Regions from separate parts of the Homo sapiens genome. Here region 1 is linked to region 2. Evidence: chromatin loops called from intact Hi-C (ENCODE). Cell type or tissue: IMR-90. All regions are shown on one strand. Each heading gives the region's core, and the rest is flanking DNA. Links, peaks and the distances in the headings are about the cores only.

What was found. Hi-C counts contacts between places; a loop is a spot of excess contacts. Peaks named below come from ENCODE experiments on the same cell type or tissue, not always from the same donor. Only the 100,000 strongest peaks of a DNase experiment are listed, where the experiment ranks them.
Region 1: it touches region 2 in a loop (4-fold over the local background); 6 of 110 quality-filtered maps call a loop at or near these places.

What each region holds. Positions count from the first base shown.
Region 1 is chr5:96,066,627-96,069,452 of GRCh38, reverse strand. The region is part of intron 1 of LOC101929710 (a long non-coding RNA gene); the gene reads right to left. All of the region lies in intron 1 of LOC105379096 (a long non-coding RNA gene), which reads left to right. It also overlaps a transcript of CAST not described here. Among named protein-coding and RNA genes, the nearest start is that of MIR583, 11 kb to the left of the region's middle. In IMR-90, for the core only: no CTCF peak of the experiment used is centred there; a DNase peak (open chromatin) is centred at 1,272; H3K27ac peaks cover 1,245 bases.
Region 2 is chr5:95,861,232-95,864,057 of GRCh38, reverse strand. LOC105379091 (a long non-coding RNA gene) reads right to left here and starts at 2,274. Exons shown (of 3, transcript XR_001742813.2): 1 at 312-2,274. RefSeq lists enhancers at 134-635, 891-2,090. In IMR-90, for the core only: a CTCF peak has its summit at 1,598; DNase peaks (open chromatin) are centred at 487, 1,997 and 2,467; H3K27ac peaks cover 2,286 bases.

The DNA.
Region 1 (2,826 bases), core at 122-2,621, 210 kb before region 2:
CACTATTGGGGCATGTGCATGTATGCACATACACACACACATAGACACACACACACACACACACACATAGACACACACACACACACACACACACACATACATACACACATGCTTTCCAGTCTCCACAATCACATAAGCCAGTTTCTTAAAATAAATCTTAAATTCTTAAAATACACATATATTTGTGTATATATGTGTAATATAAACATATTTTATATACATACACACATATATATGTATATATACACACCTGTCTTCCCATGTGTATGTATACATATATACATACACCAATGTATACATATATACATACAGCTCTTGGTTTACATGTATACATACATGAAGACGGAATCAACAGGATGTGTGTGTATGTGTATACATATATATACACATCTGTATATACACATACACACACATACACACATATACATCTGGTTATACACATGCACATATATACATATATACATCCGTATATACACATACATACACGCATACATCCTGTCGATTTTGTCTTCATGTATGTATACATGTAAACCAAGAGCCATATGTAAAAATGTATACATTGGTGTATGTATATATGTATATATACACACAGGAAGACAGGTGTGTGTATATATATACATATGTGTGTGTGTATATATAAAATATATTTTATACATATACACACATGTGTATATATTTAAGTTAAATATATGCATATATGTATTTACATACACATTTACTATGCATATGTATATAAATATGTAAATTAATATACATATATGTTTAATTATATATACATGAACAATTAAAAATTAACTGGGCATGTGCATACATACACATATTATACACACACACACACACACACACACACACACACACATAATCCTATTGGTTCTGTTTCTCTGAAGAACCCTGACTAATACAGGGTTCCTTACTAGTCCAGTGGGTGGGTTCCCATATCAGATGTTTAGTAACTGCTCCATGAATGGATGGAGCTGGAAGGGAATATGGAGCAGGAGAAGTTGAAAAATGTGAGGCAGTAGGGCACAGGGACCAGGAGTCAGGGTAAAGTTCTAGCGGGGTGGAGCATGATTCTCAAGGTGAGACTTCAAGAATCCTGCTTCTTATTCCGTTTTCCTAGACAAGACCCAAGACAGACACTGTTCATTCAGTAATAGAGATAATATATAAGGCCAGAGGTTCTTTTGGCTAGATCTCTAAGAGACCAGGGTTCAGACAGGGTAATGGTGAAGAAATTCCCAAGCAATGAGTCAGGGCCCAGGAAATGCTTCTGCCTGACTAAAATGATGACAGGATCGTTATCAAGATGTGTCTAGATGTGCACGTAAGTTATGAAGCGTAGGCCAGCCATGACCCTCTGTCCTTCCCACCTGTGCCGCCTACATCTTCCCTCACACTCTCTCCCTGACACCTTTATTCCCAGAGATGCTCTTTACCTCTGACTGCCTTTCCCCAGCTAGAGTGGCCTGTCAGCTGCTGTGGGTTCCTGGCATTGCCCAGCCAGGGCTGCATTTAAAAGCCATTTCACTCTCTAGTCTGTGCAAATACAGGAACTGTGTAAGCAAGTTTTTTTTTTTTTTAAGGGAAAACTATAAAATGTGGACAGTAAATTACATTGCTGTTTTTCCCCTCCCAGTGCAAAATGGCAGGCTGTTAAGTGGTTTGGAGCTAAGTCAGTGTTTCAGATTAAAGGGAGTCAAATCTAAACCTCACATTACTTCAAGAGCATGAAAAAGATATAGCCTTAAATAGTCCCTATAACTGACAGAGGGAAAGGAGGCTGATTGTCAGTTATTACTGCTAATTTTGTATTTGCAGATAGGTGGAAGGTCTCTGGATCTTTTTAAGCACAGGTATGCCCATTTTAAACTAGGCCAATTTAGGAAAACCTAGTCTAGCAAATCAGAAAGTTTAGCAAGTGATTCTTCACATTTCAAAGAATTCTTCACTTCGAAAGCAATTAAGACCATCTCTATGATTAGTAATGGTTTAAAAGTCTGCCACAAATGTATTCCTAATGATCCATCAGAAAAGTATTTCCCTTACTGAAGGGCCCTGGTAATTATTTAGAGACTATAATGAGCCATATCCACATTGCATTATTTAAAACATGTATTTACTGGAAGACTATATTTGACAAAGGATTTCCTACACCTATAAAATTGGCCCCACTGTCAGATTAAATTGTAAAAGGAAAATAAAAAGAAAATACAGAATATAACCTTAAGCACAAGATTGCTTGAAATTCAAATATAATACCCCTATTACCTATTTTTACATGGCATTAACTTTAAACAAAGGATTGAGTACCTGACATTATAGGAACCTGAATATAAATTTGTTTATCCCACAGATGTAGTTTTATTGCTTACTATATGTAAAGCACTGTGTTATCCCCTAAAGTAGATAGAAAATGAAGGTGATGCTTTCCCTCCAAGAAAACTGGAGAAATAAGGCATAAATATGAATCACTTAAGAAATAACAGGGCTGGGTGCAGTGACTTAACACCTGTAATTCCAGCACTTTGGGAGGCTGAGGCTGGAGGATCAACTGAAGCCAGGAGTTTGGGACCAGCCTGGGCAACATACTAAGACCCCATCTCTACAAAAAAAAAAATTTTGTTAACTTGCCAGGCATGGTGGTGCATGCCTGTAGTCCTAGCTACTAGGGAGACTGAGGGGGGAGAATTGCTTGAGCCCAGGAGTTCAAGCTTGCAGTAAGGTATGATCACACCACTGTACTCCAGCCTAGGCAATAGAGTTAGATCTTGTCTCTAAAAAAATTTTAATTTTTAAAAATTTAAAAAAACAAATAAGATCAGAAAT
Region 2 (2,826 bases), core at 142-2,641:
ATGTGTGTATATATACATGTATGTATATAGTTGTGTGTATATGTATATGTATATATACAGTGTATATATACATATTTGCACACAAAATAAACCAGGTAGACAGTGTACATCTCTTAAAGGAATTACAACAGCACTTCACAATAAAATTTTAAAAACTATATTGCCCACAGCATTTAAAATATAGTGTAGGTATTTTTGACAGCTTTATGAAGTTTTAGAAAAAATAAAACTATATGCAGAAGACCTAATGATTTGATTTACAATGCCAATTTTAAAATTATATTTTCAGAGTTCAAACAACCAATACATACCCTCACCCCCAGCGCCCCAGGTATCCTTTCCTTGGTAACCTCATGCTGGGCAAGAACAAAGGGACTGAAGTGGCAAGATCTACTCCACAGTCTGTGCCTACTCCTTCTCCTTCTACCCTGACAGGAAGAAATCATGGGGCCTGAGATTTCTGTAAACATGAGGCTCTTGCTCAATGCTCTGGGGAACATAAACCCCAAGCCCTGGCAGAGGGGAAATCTCCTCCCACTTTCTAAAACTAGACAGTCGGGCCTAATATGAACCATGGAGTTCAGCAGCACCAGAGCGATCCTGAGTGGTCACAGTGTGTCCACATCAAATCGAAACACACAGGCAATTTGGGTACATTTCCCCTGCCAGTTTAGGATGGAAATGAGAGTTGGAAGAAAGGTCTCAGGAGCCCCAACCTTTTACCCTCCAGGTCACTGGTCACCTCCTTAGGACCTCCAGGACAAACTGCTCCTCTCTGTGGTGTGGGATTTGCTTGCGGAGACAACACGTTTGTTTAGCCTTACACATGAATGCAGAGCATATGGAGAAGTAAACCTCACTGACCACTGCTTCCCCAAGTGACTTCTCTCCCACGCCCCTCATGGAAAGCCCTACAAAGGAAAAATCAATCTTCTCAGCTTTAAACCTGCCTTCTGTCCTCGTCAGATGTTGCCAAGCACGAAGTGTTACGGGGGCTCCTATCACAAAGCAAACAGAGCTGGAGCAGCCGGAAGGAGAGCTGCTCTCTAAAAGCTTTTAAACACTGTTATATTTTTAAAACCACTTACTGAAGAGGTGAGTTATTTTCTACTCCTCCTTCCCCAGAAGCACAGACATTAAGGTTACCTAGAAACTTGTCCAGGAAGCATGTGGCAAATAACAACCATGCAATAGAAACATCCGGATTTGTCATCTAATAGGAGATGGTATCAGCAAGGTCATATTTGGATAGAGGTGGAAGATGAAACTTCATTAGCTTGCATGCCCCAGCTACTGGGGGGCCATTCCCATGTGCTCTGGAGGAGGGAGACTTTGCTTTTATCTTGGCTGGGAGGGCCTTTGATTGGTACAGGTTGGAAATGAGTAAGATCTGAGATTGACGCTTCTTGTACTGAAGACTGCCTGTGGGAATAAAAAGCAGAGGGAGAATAAAAAGACATGAGATGGGGTCGCCTCTACCCTGGAAGAACATCTAATCTGTAGGATGGACGAGATGGGATGTACACAGAGAATGACCTGAGAACAAAATTGTTTTTTTAAGTTTCAGAAGCAAAATAATATTCCGTGAAGGACCAGAAGGGGGACAGGAAGACTTCTTAGTGAAGGTGGTTTTAAATCAGGTCTTGAGAGACAGTGAGAACAGCAGAGAATATGGGAGAGAAGGGATGGGGTGGCTGGCATGGTTCTGTTAGCGAGTCACATGTGCTGAGGACATGGATGTGGTGCTGTTTACTTTGATATTTCATTTCCATTATTGTAGGAGAAGGAAAGGGAGATGACGCCTCTTTATTTTTATAACTTTAGCTCCAGACTTTCTAAAAAAAAGTCTTCATTTCATGAAGGCAGTTTTGCTGTTTCCAAAGAGCTTATTCCTAATGCGTATTTCCAACCAACACCCTCTCTGTGTCAGATGAGGTGATAACATTTGTAATTGCAGAGAAGCAGAAAAGTGTGACTCACCTGTTTCACCACGAAGACTTTGCCGCAGACGTGGGGTTTAGGGAGATTCAGCTGGTATGAAAAAAGCAGCAGGAGCAATGGGCCACTGGGAAAAATGGTCTAGGGATCTTTGCTGCACCCAGTTTCCTCTTGCTTTATCCCAGAATATACCCTTTTTCCAATTCATCATAAAGAAGGGGGACTAGTGAAACTCAGGAATTCTGGAAGTTAAGCTATCTGCAAACTTATTCTGAGGAATCAGTGCAAACACACAGGGCCAGCTATGGGACAATGCCTGGGCTTTCTACACTGACTTCTTTCCATTCGATGGTCATCAGTTTTATCAGGGGCATCAGGGCTTCTGTGTAAGTCACTAAAACATGGCCGAAGGTACTTGAGCAACCACAAAAAAATTTGACGCTAAAAATATAGGCAGGAAATCTCCACATGCAAACAATTCTCAGGAAGAGGAGAGGGGTGCGTCATAAAAGTCCGGCTGACATTCTACACTCCTCTCAAATTACATGCAGCCAGTGCCGTCGGCCTGAAAATATTGAGCAATATTCCAGCCGTCCTCTTGTCACATGTACTTCATGAATGCTGGGCTCATCAGGCAGAAGCACCCAGGCATCAAAACACTCGCCTGAGAATTGAGGAACGTGGCCACCGTCTTCTTGGCGAGACCTCGACTGTAGGAAGCACCTGACCTCAGCTCCTCTGAAAATGGAATGAAGCATTTTACAGATCTGTACCTGGTCTTCCCCAGTCACTTCAAAAAGGATAAGAGGCAGGAGTTTAAAGTATGAGTTGGAAGTTGAAAGATTTAGTGGCCCTTCTGACATCCCATGGTCTCAGGAAATTCAGTTA